3 separate regions of the Homo sapiens genome follow, and all the other regions are linked to region 1. A link is a contact called in ENCODE Hi-C or POLR2A ChIA-PET data. All regions are on one chromosome and are shown on one strand. Each heading gives the region's core, a stretch centred on a gene start or an enhancer-like site at or near the end of the contact. The rest is flanking DNA. Distances are from core to core; before and after follow the strand shown.

Region 1 (3,963 bases), core at 443-2,942:
GATTGTAAATACACCAATCAGCACTCTGTATCTAGCTCAAGGTTTGTAAACACACCAATCAGCACCCTGTGTTTAGCTCAGGATTTGTGAATGCACCAATCAACACTCTGTATCTAGCTCAGGATTTGTGAATGCACCAATCGACACTCTGTATCTAGCTGCTCTGGTGGGGCCTTGGGGAACCTTTGTGTCCATACTCTGTATCTAACTAATCTGATGGTGACGTGGAGAACCTTTGTATCTAGCTCAGGGATTGTAAACACACCAATCAGCGCCCTGTCCAAACAGACCACTTGGCTCTACCAATCAGCAGGATGAGGGTGGGGCCAGATAAGAGAATAAAAGCAGGCTGCCAGAGCCTGCAGTGGTAACTCGTTCGCGTCTCTTTACACAGTGTGAAGTTTCAGTTTTTTGCTGTTTGGGTCCACACTGTTTTTATGAGCTGTAACACTCACCACGTAAGTCTCCAGTTTCTATCCTAAAGGCAGTAAGACAACAAGCTCACCGGGAAGGATGAACAGCGCCGGACACGTCGCCTTAAGAGCTATAACACTCACCACCAAGGCCTGCAGTTTCACTCCCGAGCTAGTGAGACCAAGAACCCACCTAAAGGAAAAAACTCCGAACACATCTTAAGGTCAAGAAGGAACGAACTCCTGACACGCCACCTTAAAAGCTGTAACACTCACCACCAGGGTCTGTGGCTTCATTCTTGAAGTCAGTGAGACCAAGAGCCCACCAATTCTGGACACAATAGGGCTGAGTGCGGTGGCTCAGGTCTGTAATCCCAGCACTTCGGGAGGCCAAGGCAGGCAGATCATTTGAGGTCAGGAGTTCGTGACCAACCTGGGCAACATAGAGAAACCTAAATGTCCCTCCTAAACGTGTCTTTACCAAAAATAAAAGAATTAGTGGGGTGTAGTGGTGCATACTGTGATCTCAGCTACTGCAGAGGCTCAGGTGGGAGGATCATCTGAGCCTGGGAAGTTGGGACTGCAGTGAGTCTGGGTGACAGGGAGACCCTGTCTTAAAAAAAAAAATTTTAGCAGTATAGTTACAAGGTCAAAGGATATGGTACATCTTTAGAAAGTTGTTATCTTTCTGCTCCTGAGATAAATACAGTAGTGTATGAACAACTCTTCATACGTTACTCCAAGGTTTATCTTGTTAATTCTTTAAGACGTATCATCTCCCTATCCTTGGCTGCACCTGAAAAGAGCGGGACTCTGCAGGTAACCCGATTTTCTCCACCAGGTGAGTCCCGGATGGAGGCGTCAACTACAAGACCAGGAACAGCACTCCTGGGGCTTTGCTGGAACCATCGGCGTGGGAATGCTGTCTCTTCCCTCGCCAGAAATACGACAAGTTCCCGGCGGGTAGCAGACTTGGTTCTAATTTTCCTCGCCCCAGCCTCTTGGAGCGCCCTGCATGCTGTGGGCGTCTAATAAATGCAGTCGGCCCTGCTTGGTCTAAAACTCTCCCTTGAGTGGACCGGACACTAAACCCCTCCAGGGGTCACAGCTGCCGCTCCCGCCGCCACTTTGCTCCTTGCCTGCTCCCTTCCCGCGTTCCGCCTGGGACCCTCGGCGGCAGCTCACACCTTCCCTCAGTGCCGGTGCCCGCTCCGGGCATCTGGCGCGCGCCCGCCGGCCCCGCCCCGCTGACCCCACCGGCCCCGCCTCCCATCTCCCCCTCGCCCCCCCGGAGCCGACAAATGGCCGCGGCGGCCTCAGGTCCGGCGTCACTCAGACAAGGGGGCGGGTGGAGGAGGAAGCGGCCAAGTCCACAGTCCTGCTCCCGTGCCGCCGAGCACCGCCCACCTCAGCTGACCAGCCCTGTCCGCTACTAGGCCTCGCCTAGAGGAGGGAAAGGCCGTGGCGTCCGCTCCCTCCGCGGCTCATGGCGACGACGCTTGGCACATCCGGGACCCTCAGGCCGCTGCAGTCGCGTCGCCGGCTGCTCGGGCCCCAGCCCCGGCCGCTGTGGTGACTCCGCCGCGCCTCGCCGTCGCCCCCGTCCCGCCCGCCGCCCCAGCCGCCAGGGACATGTCTAACCTCGGAGGCCGTAGGAACGGGCCTGTCGAAGTGCGCCTGACAGGTGAAGGGGGCGCGGCGGGCCGGGCTGGGCAGCCGCGAGGTGGGCGAGCTGGCAGGGGTGCTTGTGGCCTTGGGAAGGGCCAGGGTCGCGATCAGTGGTGAGTTGGGGGTCGGAGGTGTGGGAAGGCCTAGTTCAGAGAGAGCAATTGGAAAACCACTTGTTCCGGTTTGGACATTGTTTAAAAAGCCGAGGATGACTCGGGGCGGGGGGGTGGTGTTTTGTGGAGGGGAGGGTACACCAGTTCGCATCGCAGGCGGATTTCAGGTCGGAAAGTCTTGGTCAAGGAGCCCGACGCTGCCTCCCGGGGCTCGGGGAACAGCCCCTGGGCTACCGCCCAGGTGAGATCGTGAAGGGGATGAAGAGCTCCCGTGGCGAGGATTATTGAATTCGGTTGCTGACTGCGCGCAGTAAACACTCCTTAAAGATGGAGCGCTTAACGGGAGGGTGTGCGTCTGTGTTCCCGGGTTGTTACCTTGCACACACCCACTTATGCCCGCGTGAAAAACCTTTACTCCCCGCCGCCGGCCACCGCTGCCAGGGTCACACACCTTAAACTCACGTCTCTCTGAGGAGGGGAGACAGGTTGACTTCCGGTGTGCCTGTCTGATCCGACGGCTTGGGCTCATTGTACACTGTGTTTTGGAAGTGTCTGATTGTAGGGTGGCATGTTTGGGGGTTGTTCCTTATAGGCCGCAGAACTTGTGTCTCACTTCTAGCTCCAGACCTGCTTTAAAAACACACTTTTTTTTTTGGTGGGGGGGCGGAGAGGGTACAATTCTAAGTATGTCCTCATACAAATTTTCGAACAAACTTTCTGTTACTCTCCCCACCCTCCCCCTTCCTTTTTCGAAATGGAAAAGAGTGTCCAGAGGGGTTGCTAGATAGAAGACTACACTTACAAAGTGTTTATGATTCCAGGTGCATGAAATCTTTAACATTACAGGTACGTTTTGCTTACAGTGCCATTTTTGGTATTCTTACAGGGACATGCCACCCCCGTTTTAGGAGAACTTGTATTTGGTTTGAGAAGGAATTGGAATCACGGCGTTATCCTACCTTCACCATTTACCCCTGATAAATTGTCCACGTTTATATTTGGGTGAGTGGTGAGAAAGATAATTTTCCGTAGAGGATTTGTGTGTGCGTGCACATGTACTAATAAACTGTAATTATATTTGCCCACACTAGACTTTGAGATTTATTTGGACTAATTTTGCAGTTGAATGCTTGTGTGTCACATCCCAGTCCACTGGCTAAACTTGCTGGATGAAAACTTGCAGTGAATTTGGTATTTGAGAATTTAGCTTGAATGTGTATGTTGGCTGCAATTTAGATAATGTATTACCTTCATGACAGTTTTCCTTTCCCTAGGGAAAATTGCCAGGAATCATTAACTGAGTGGTTCTTAATGGAAAACCTGGATTGGAGGATACTTATATTCCCCCCCACCCCCCATTCAGTGTCCTTATATTGGGAGGAGTCAGTGGAAACCTTTGTAGGGGATCTTTGTTGCTTTGGAGTTTATCTGTTGCTGTTACTATCTGGAGTCAGTGATTGTGGAAAGAACATGTGATCCCAGGTGTGCAGAAAGCATCAGAAATAGGCTGTTTCCATTTACTTTCCTCTGGGCTATATAGAGAAAATGAGGAAAAAGTAGGGATTTTGATTTTCTGCAGATAAAATGAGTTGAAGTTTTTAGTATGACTCAATAGATCTTAAAGTGTTTATCTGCAGTTTCTGTACTGCCTAAGATACATTATAAAAATCTGTATGTAAAGTTTGTTAAGAGGAAAGATTATGCTTATCTTTTAGGGGAAGAGGGAATATTGAGCTACATTTATAGAGTGATTTTGTTTCAGGTTTTTC
Region 2 (3,963 bases), core at 1,391-3,890, 330 kb after region 1:
GGGTTCAAGCGATTCTCCTGCCTCAGCCTCCCAAGTAGCTGGGATTACAGGCACACACCACCACACCCAGCTAATTTTTGTATTTTTAGTAGAGACGGTGTTTCACCATGTTGGCCAGGCTGGTCCTCAGGTGATCTGCCTGCCTTGGCCTCCCAGAGTGCTGGGATTACAGACGTGAGCCACCGCGCCCGGCCCATAGTCTTATTTATGTGAGAAGAAACAAGGTATAGCCCTGCCTCTGTCAGCAGAAGGGAGGAACTGTGCCTTCCTGGCATCTTGGAATCTTCCAGTTGCTCTGTGCACTGATCTGGCTGCAAACCTACATCCGATAAGATCCCAAACAGTCACACTTTACATCGTCCTTTATTTCCATGGAAGGAAATCAGAAATTATTTTTGGATTGTGACTCCCTGGCTCTCTCATTTCTCCTGTGCCGGCCGCCCACACACACATCAAAAAGGGACTCTCACGGCTGAACTGTGTTAAAACAGCATCTCGGCTTTCAGTTTTGCTGAGCCCTAAGTAAAGCCTGGGAGTCAATTACCTGGGAGAGTAGTTACACTTCCTCCAGGTGAGTGGAGGGCACAGAGCCACTCTCTGTCCTCTCCCTAGACAGCTGCCAGCGGTCCCTGCGGGACTTCTGCGGGGACTTTAAAATGGGTTTGACATTGAACACAGACCTTTTCATCCCTCTCCGGAACTCATAGAGCTTTTGCCCATCAGGGACAGAGAACACCCGGATGACTGTGCCCTGGAAAAGAAAGCAGGTGGACATTTCATAACCATTAGTGGCTTTACACAGAGATGTCCCTTTAGAGAGGAGTTTGTTTTATTGGTTTTGAACATCTGTCTCTGAGGAGGAAGAACACCACGTTGAGCATAGAGGCATGTTTATTTATGTGCCATATCAACAATTCTTGGAAAATGTTATAAACACCCTCTGTCTACCTTTTCCCTTCCACCTGTGCCCAAGGCTCTGCGTGTATGTGTGTGTGCATGTGTGTGTTCACCCAACTGCTCTGGTTTCTTAGAATTTCAATTTGAGGCCGGGTGTGGTGGCTCACGCCTGTAATCCTAGCACTTTGGGAGGCCAAGGCGGGTGGATTGCCTGAGCTCAGGAATTCAAGACCAGCCTGGGCAACACAGTGAAGTGAAACCCCGTCTCCACTAAAATACAAAAAATTAGCCAGGCGTGGCAGCATGTGCCTGTAATCTCAGCTACTCGGGAGGCTGAGGCAGGAGAATCACTTAAACCTGGGAGGCGGAGGTTGCAGTGAGCCGAGATTGCGCCATTGCACTCCAGCCTGGGCGACAGAGCTAGACTCCACCTCAAAAAAAAAAAAAAAATTCAATTGGATCACTTTCTCTGATTATTCCAGGCAGAAGACATCAATTTCTCTAAATAGCAAAGTAAAGCATTTGGTTTGCACTGTACTGTGTTTATAAGGTGTAGCATTTGTCCGTCTCTACGGCTGATGTACACGTACATTTCTTCATAAGACCACGAGTTTTCATGCAAAGTGTCTTGTATCTTGCATATTGCAGGCCCCTGGCCTATTGAATTAACAAATGCATGAATATACCACACATGCAGAGGCCAGAAATTCTCCCTCTGAAACAAATTCTGAGTGGGCCCAGAGACCAGTCAGTCTTCATGTCACCAGGTTTGTTCAATCCCATCCCTGCGCACGGCAGGAGCCATCCAGCGAAACCCAGACAGAGGTGTTGGTGGGAGTGGACTCACTTTTTCAGACGCACTTGCTAGTTTGGAGCCTGAGGCATTGAAGGTGATGGCAGCTAGTGTTCCCTCATGGGCAGCAATAGTGCAGACTGTTTTCTGTTGGTGAAAAGGAAAAATGGATACAGATGCTGCGGAGGAGGGAAGATGGATTTCACCTCCCTCCCCTTCCTCTTTTCTCCTTTCTCCCTCCTTTGTCCAGCTCCCTGTCTCTTCCTCTGTCCCCCAGGCCATCTGCATGTAAGCTGTGTGTCATTTTCTGGTGAATCAAGATTTGGCTTCAAGGGCCACTCCATTTCCATCCCTTTTCCTGCCCTTGGGAAGGTGGCCACGAACGGAGCACCTGATGCAGTGTGATGCCGTCGCAGGCGCGCCCTGCACGCATCTTTAGGCAACTTCCCACAGCAATCTTGTCCCGCTCAGGGATGCCTCAGAGACCAGAGGGCAGGGAATATGAAACACCTGCACACTGTCTCAGGCTGTGGCATGGGACAGGGTGACACATTCAGGGAGACAACTGGCCCCCTGCTGGCAAGTGGTTTTCATTATGCTGCAGATGTCTAACTTGGCCTGGCCAGCTGGCTTATGGTGAGGTTGACTCACAGCAAGCCCGAGGGGAAATAGTATCACCTTCTCTTGAACAACTCCCCAGTATTGCTTACTCCCACCGCCTCCAGCCCCCGACGGCAGGGCGTCCTTATCTATCTCCTTCCATGACCACACAGCCAAGGCAGGTGGGTTGGCTCAGCCAGGTCACCGTCAACTTACCAGGGAGTTTCCATCATAAAGCACAATCTCCCCTGAAGTCAGGCTTCCAGGATAGGCCAGGTAAGAATTGGAATGGTTGATAGAGAGAGCACATAGACCTGGCAAAGAAGAAACAGAACATGAGAAGCCTGGGGCCAAGGGAGAGATTGCACGGCTGGAGAGGGCATCTGAAAACAGTACAGCTACAGTGCCACCTACTGGCAAGGGGAGGAATGGCTTTGCAGACAACTGCTTTCCGCTGATGATTCTTCTGATTAAGGCTTCCAATAAAGCAACTTCACAGGGGAAGACCTCCTGATTTAACACTGGCTGCGTCCTTGCTACAGTGAAACAATGAGACTTGCCGGGCACAGTGGCTCATGCCTGTAATTCCAGCACTTTGAGGCGGGCGGATCACTTGAGGTCAGGAGTTCCAGACAAGCCTGGCCAACATGGTGAAACCCCATCTCTACTAAAAATACAAATAGCTGGGCATGGTGGTGCGTGCCTATAGTCCCAGCTACTTGGGAGGCTGAGGCAGGAGAATCGCTTGAACCCAGGAGGCAAAGGTTGCAGTGAGTGGAGATCGTGCCACTGCACTCCAGCCTGGGCTACAGAGTGAGACCCCGTCTCAAAAAAAAAAAAATATATATATATGTGTGTGTGTGTGTGTGTGTATATATTGCTCATTTTTACATTTTACCCCAGGACTCTGAAACAGCATCTACTTTTCTTCCAATTCCATTATCCTCTAGGGTTACAAGAGATTTCCTCAAAACTGAAATAAATCTTCCTATAGTGAAAAGTCAGTACATATTGGTCTTTCTGCAGATGATTATATACTGTTGGCCAGTAACTTCAAGTTGGAGAAGAGGAGCTGCCAAGAACCTATTTAGAAACTGAGAAATTTCAGGCCAGGCAAGGTGGCCCACACCTGTGATCCCAGCACTTTGGCAGGCCGAGGCAGGTGGGTCACCTGAGGTCAGGAGTTCGAGATCGGGCTGGCCAACATAGTGAAACCCTGTCTCTATTAAAAATACAAAAATTAGTCAGGTGTGGTTGCATGTGCCTGTAGTCCCAGCTACTCGGGAGGCTGAGGCAGGAGAATTGCTTAAACCTGGAGGTGGAGGCTGCAGTGAGTGAAGATAGTGCCACTGCACTCCAGCCTGGGTGAGAGTGAGGTTCTGTCTTAAGAAAAAAAAAAAAAGAAACCGAGCAATTTCTGAGCCAAATGCCCTGCCTTGATAAGGGAAATGGGTACCTCCCGAGGAGGAAGTTTATTTGAGGTCTGCGTCTGCAGTCAAGATGGTGTGCCTAGACATTGAGACAAACTAAATAAAGAGGACATTTTGGATTTAAGATGCTTCAATAATATTCCGGAAGAGTAAACAGCCCATCAAACCACTGAACCAACATAAGCTGTTTTTATTTATAAGGGGATTCAAGAAGGGAGCATTTAAGTAAAGGATTTTCAAAAC
Region 3 (3,963 bases), core at 1,079-3,578, 280 kb before region 1:
TAGGAGTTTGCAGTGAACCAAGATCGCTGGGATATGCATATTTAAGGTTTCAATTTTTGTGTCTCCAAATAAAATTCTCAGTTCCTCACTACCTTTTTTTTTTTTTTGAGATAGAGTCTTGCTGTGTCACCCAGACTGGAGTCCAGTGGCACGATCTTGGCTCACTGCAGCCTCTGCCTCCTGGGTTTAAGCGATTCTCCTGTCCGCTTCCCAAGTAGTTGGGATTACACGCATGAGCCACCATGCCCAGCTAATTTTTGTATTTTTAGTAGACAGGATTTCACCATGTTGCCCAGGATAATCTCGAACTCCTGGGCTCAAGTGATCCGCCCACCTGGCCTCCTCAAGTGCTGGGATTACAGGCCTGAGCCACCGTGCCTGACCACCCTCTTCAAACAAAATATGGGCACCTCCATTGGCCTAGGTCTTCATCTTGCCTACTTTATTGACTTACATTACTTACCTGGTCCCTGGAGACATATACACATTTGTCACCCTTAGAGCTCGACCAAATTGTATTGAATGCATTTCTCTGGCAATTAGTGCTTGTATTTTAATTTTCATTTCACATATGTGTTCCATTTTCCTAACAAGACTGAAATAAGCCATTTGGTATGCAGAATTCTGTTAGATATTTTTATTTTTATTTTTTTGAGACGGAGTCTTGCTTTGTTGCCAGGCTGGAGTGCAGTGGTGCGATCTCGGCTCACTGCAACCTCCACCTCCCAGGCTCAAGCGATTCTTCTGCCTCAGCCTCTGGAGTAGCTGGGACTACAGGCACGCACCACCACGCCTGGCTAACTTTTGTATTTTTAGTACAGAACTTTTGCATTTTTAGTAGAGATGGGGTTTCACCATATTGGCCAGGCTGGTCTCAAACTCCTGCCCTGGTGATCCGCCCTCCTCAGCCTCCCAAAGTGCTGGGATTACAGGCGTGAGCCACCGCGCCCAGCATCTTTTTTAAAAAAAATTGAGACAGGGTCTTGCTCTGTCACCCAAGCTGGAGTGCAGTGGTGCAATCACGGCTCACTGCAACATCCACCTCCCAGGCTCAAGCAATCCTCCCACCTCAGCCTCTCGCTAGCTGGGACCACAGGTGCACACCACCATGCCCGGCTAATTTTTCAAATTTTTTCTAAAGACGAGGTCCTGCTATGTTGCCCAGGCTGGTCTTGAACTCTTGACCTCAAGCTATCATCCGGCCTTGGCCTCTCAAAGGACTGGGATTGCAGGTGTGAGCTACCACGCCCGGCCAACTATTTTTCTTTAAATTACTTTTCGGTTGTCACTTCTCTCAATAAATATTCATATGTTTATAACACCTTTCTCTTATCTAAAGAGCTGACCTCAACCACTCAGGGTTGAGTCGCTGTGATAAGGTTTGAGGGTGCCTGAAATGTCATCATGATTCGTCCTTTGGGCTAAGCTGAAACCTAGTGACTTGTCAGGTCAATAAATTAAGGTTATTTCCCGATAATACAAACATTTAACACCGTGAAGTAGGTTTTAGGCAGGATTCCCTCTTTTCCACTGCAAAGGAGAGGTAAGTTCTTGCTGAGGTGATCGAAGTCCTAGCTGGGGCACTGGGAAGGTGGCGGGACATTGGAACGTGCAGTAGTTGCGTTCTGGAGTTTACTGAGGCTTTCCCAGTGCGGATTCCACGCTACAGGTCTTAGGGCGCCCCTCCCTCCGGGCGTGGCAGCCCGGGGCGTGGCTCCTGGCACAGATCCGGAGCAGTTGTCATTGGAGTCATTTTCTGGACTCCAGCTCCATGCTTCAGAGTTTCCTAAGTTCAGGGGGCTTGTCTCTCTGTCCCCTCGACTAATTTCCCTCTGTCGCTGGCGCTGCCCGGTGCCCTCGGTCGCTTGGGCCGCCCCTCTCCGCGACTTTTTTTTTTCTTTCTCTCGCTGGCTCTTTCAGCATCAGTTTCCATAGGGGGAGGGAAGGGAATGATATTTGGGGGCTCCCTTGCCTTCCTCTCCGAGCCGCGAAAGGGGAGACGCGGGGAGGAGGTCCGGCCGGCTTTGGGCTCCAGCCAGCGGTCCGCGGAGACTTTGGTCTCCGAAGGCCTTTGACGCCGGGCATTTCGCGAGCTGCGCGCCCCTCTCAGCCGCGCCACCTGCGCCCGGAGTTTTGCCGCGCCACCCGCGCCCGGAGTCCAGCCGCACCGCGCTGTGCCGAGCCCAGGCGCCCAGGGCTCCCCGCCCCCGACTCGACGCTCCCGCGCTCCCCCTAGCGGCCGCCGCGCCGCTTCGCTCCGTCCCAGGCTCGTCGGCGGCGCAGCTCACGTGACCGCGCTCTGGGCCTGCGGCCGCTGTCGGTTCCCCCAGTCACCGAGCGAGAGGGAAGAAACAAGATGGCGGCTGAAGGCGATCCGGAGTGGGGCCCCAGCAATTCGGATTGAGCCTTCTCCCTCCACCCGCTTCCGTCGGCCGGGCCCCTCCCGCCCGGCCCCGCGGGCCTCCCCACCCGGCCCCGGCGCTCCCCACCGCCCCCCCTGCGCCCGCCCCTCCCCCTTCGCTTTCCTTCTCCCCCCGCCTCGGCTCCGACATGAGGGGCCGGCGGGGCAGGCCGCCCAAGCAGCCCGCGGCTCCCGCTGCGGAGCGCTGCGCCCCGGCCCCGCCGCCACCGCCGCCGCCGCCCACGTCCGGACCCATCGGGGGGCTCCGCTCGCGGCACCGCGGCAGCAGCCGGGGCAGGTGGGCCGCCGCCCAGGCTGAGGTGGCGCCCAAGACGCGGCTGAGCTCGCCCAGGGGGGGCAGCAGTAGCCGGAGGAAGCCGCCGCCGCCGCCGCCGGCCCCCCCCAGCACCAGCGCCCCGGGCCGGGGGGGGCGAGGAGGCGGGGGCGGCAGGACGGGGGGCGGGGGCGGCGGCGGCCACCTGGCCCGGACCACCGCGGCCCGGAGGGCCGTCAACAAAGTGGTGTACGATGACCACGAGAGCGAGGAGGAGGAGGAAGAGGAGGACATGGTCTCCGAGGAGGAGGAGGAGGAGGACGGCGACGCCGAGGAGACCCAGGATTCTGAGGACGACGAGGAGGATGAGATGGAAGAGGACGACGATGACTCCGATTATCCGGAGGAGATGGAAGACGACGACGACGACGCCAGTTACTGCACGGAAAGCAGCTTCAGGAGCCATAGTACCTACAGCAGCACTCCAGGTACCCACCCAGCCCAGTTGCTGCAGACTCCTTCCCCACCTCCTCTGCCCTCCCCCCTTGCTCACTCGTGTGCTGTGCATCCTGCTCCGATCTCCCCCCAACCCCGCCTCCCCCCCAAACAGAGGGGAAATGCGACGGCACATCAAGTGGCAAAAAACTAGATTTACAAGAGGAAAGAGGCGCATTGTTCAAAATGGAGATTGCATTGTTGCAGTTTGCAGGCCACACTCGCTCGCTCTCTCTCCCCCCCCCAACCCCCTTTTTTTCCTCTTCAAAATTTGTGCCAGTGCAGTGTCTCCACCGGGCAGGATTGAAACTTTGGCAAACACATATCCATTGCATTCATTTTTCTCCCCTTGTTTTGGTGTGGTTTTCTGGAATGAAAGAAGCCTCTTGTTTTGCAAACCTCTTTGCATTTCTAATGTGGTTTCTTTCGGATTTTTATTATATATCTGTTACTTAAAAGGGAATTAAGGATTTGGACAGATTGTGGTACACAAACACGCACAAAAAAATGCGTTTTCACACCCCTAGCTGTGGTTTTAAAATTGTGTTAAGGAAACGGATCATTTGGGTTAGTAGGGGAACCTTATCTGGTCCTGTGTGTTTGTTTTTATTCTTCGAGTGCTAATGGGCCCGTGCAACAGTTGCTGTTAAATGGCTGATTAAAAAGCAACGCAGAAAGCCAAACAAGACCCAACCAAATTTGGTTATTCATCCGATTCAGAATTATTTTGGTTAAATCAAAAATAAAAGTACAAAACTACAGGAACGCGCGTCTTAACTCATTTGATCGCTTT

The links. A loop is a pair of places that touch in the nucleus more often than their neighbours do. ChIA-PET counts read pairs that join two places held with the same protein, here RNA polymerase II (POLR2A). Pooled maps may share reads with other maps.
Region 2: a loop to region 1 is called in a pooled map, with 4 times the contacts of the local background. The contact joins the enhancer-like site here to the promoter of LINC00674 in region 1. A Hi-C loop is called at or near these places in 1 of 168 maps with a recorded cell type or tissue (heart right ventricle), 1 of 37 single-sample maps with no recorded cell type and 5 of 50 pooled maps. POLR2A ChIA-PET finds 5 or more read pairs at or near these places in 4 of 52 experiments (GM10248, GM12878, OCI-LY7 and 1 more).
Region 3: a map of dorsolateral prefrontal cortex shows a loop between it and region 1 (3-fold over the local background). The contact joins the promoter of BPTF here to the promoter of LINC00674 in region 1. A Hi-C loop is called at or near these places in 1 of 168 maps with a recorded cell type or tissue (dorsolateral prefrontal cortex), 1 of 37 single-sample maps with no recorded cell type and 9 of 50 pooled maps. POLR2A ChIA-PET finds 5 or more read pairs at or near these places in 1 of 52 experiments (activated T-cell).

What each region holds. Positions count from the first base shown.
Region 1 is chr17:68,099,863-68,103,825 of GRCh38, forward strand. It overlaps LINC00674 (long intergenic non-protein coding RNA 674), which reads left to right and starts at 1,693. Exons shown (of 6, transcript NR_027418.1): 1 at 1,693-2,097; 2 at 3,081-3,196. LOC124904048 (a long non-coding RNA gene) reads right to left here and starts at 1,634. Exons shown (of 2, transcript XR_007065885.1): 1 at 690-1,634. RefSeq lists enhancers at 1,034-1,813, 1,814-2,592 and silencers at 1,558-1,697, 1,748-1,807, 1,968-2,127.
Region 2 is chr17:68,433,876-68,437,838 of GRCh38, forward strand. It overlaps WIPI1 (WD repeat domain, phosphoinositide interacting 1), which reads right to left. Exons shown (of 13, transcript NM_017983.7): 5 at 2,507-2,604; 6 at 1,745-1,837; 7 at 681-751. It also overlaps a transcript of ARSG not described here and a transcript of PRKAR1A not described here. Among named protein-coding and RNA genes, the nearest start is that of MIR635, 11 kb to the left of the region's middle. RefSeq lists an enhancer at 2,165-2,665. Within about 2 kb of position 2,641, at least 19 of the 41 ENCODE cell types and tissues checked have a DNase peak (open chromatin) inside an H3K27ac peak, as active enhancers do; they include OCI-LY7 and heart right ventricle, where a contact is called at or near this core.
Region 3 is chr17:67,823,175-67,827,137 of GRCh38, forward strand. It overlaps BPTF (bromodomain PHD finger transcription factor), which reads left to right and starts at 2,329. Exons shown (of 28, transcript NM_182641.4): 1 at 2,329-3,163. The coding sequence starts at 2,551. RefSeq lists enhancers at 1,577-2,274, 2,275-2,970, 2,933-3,202 and silencers at 2,183-2,252, 2,453-2,502, 2,683-2,882.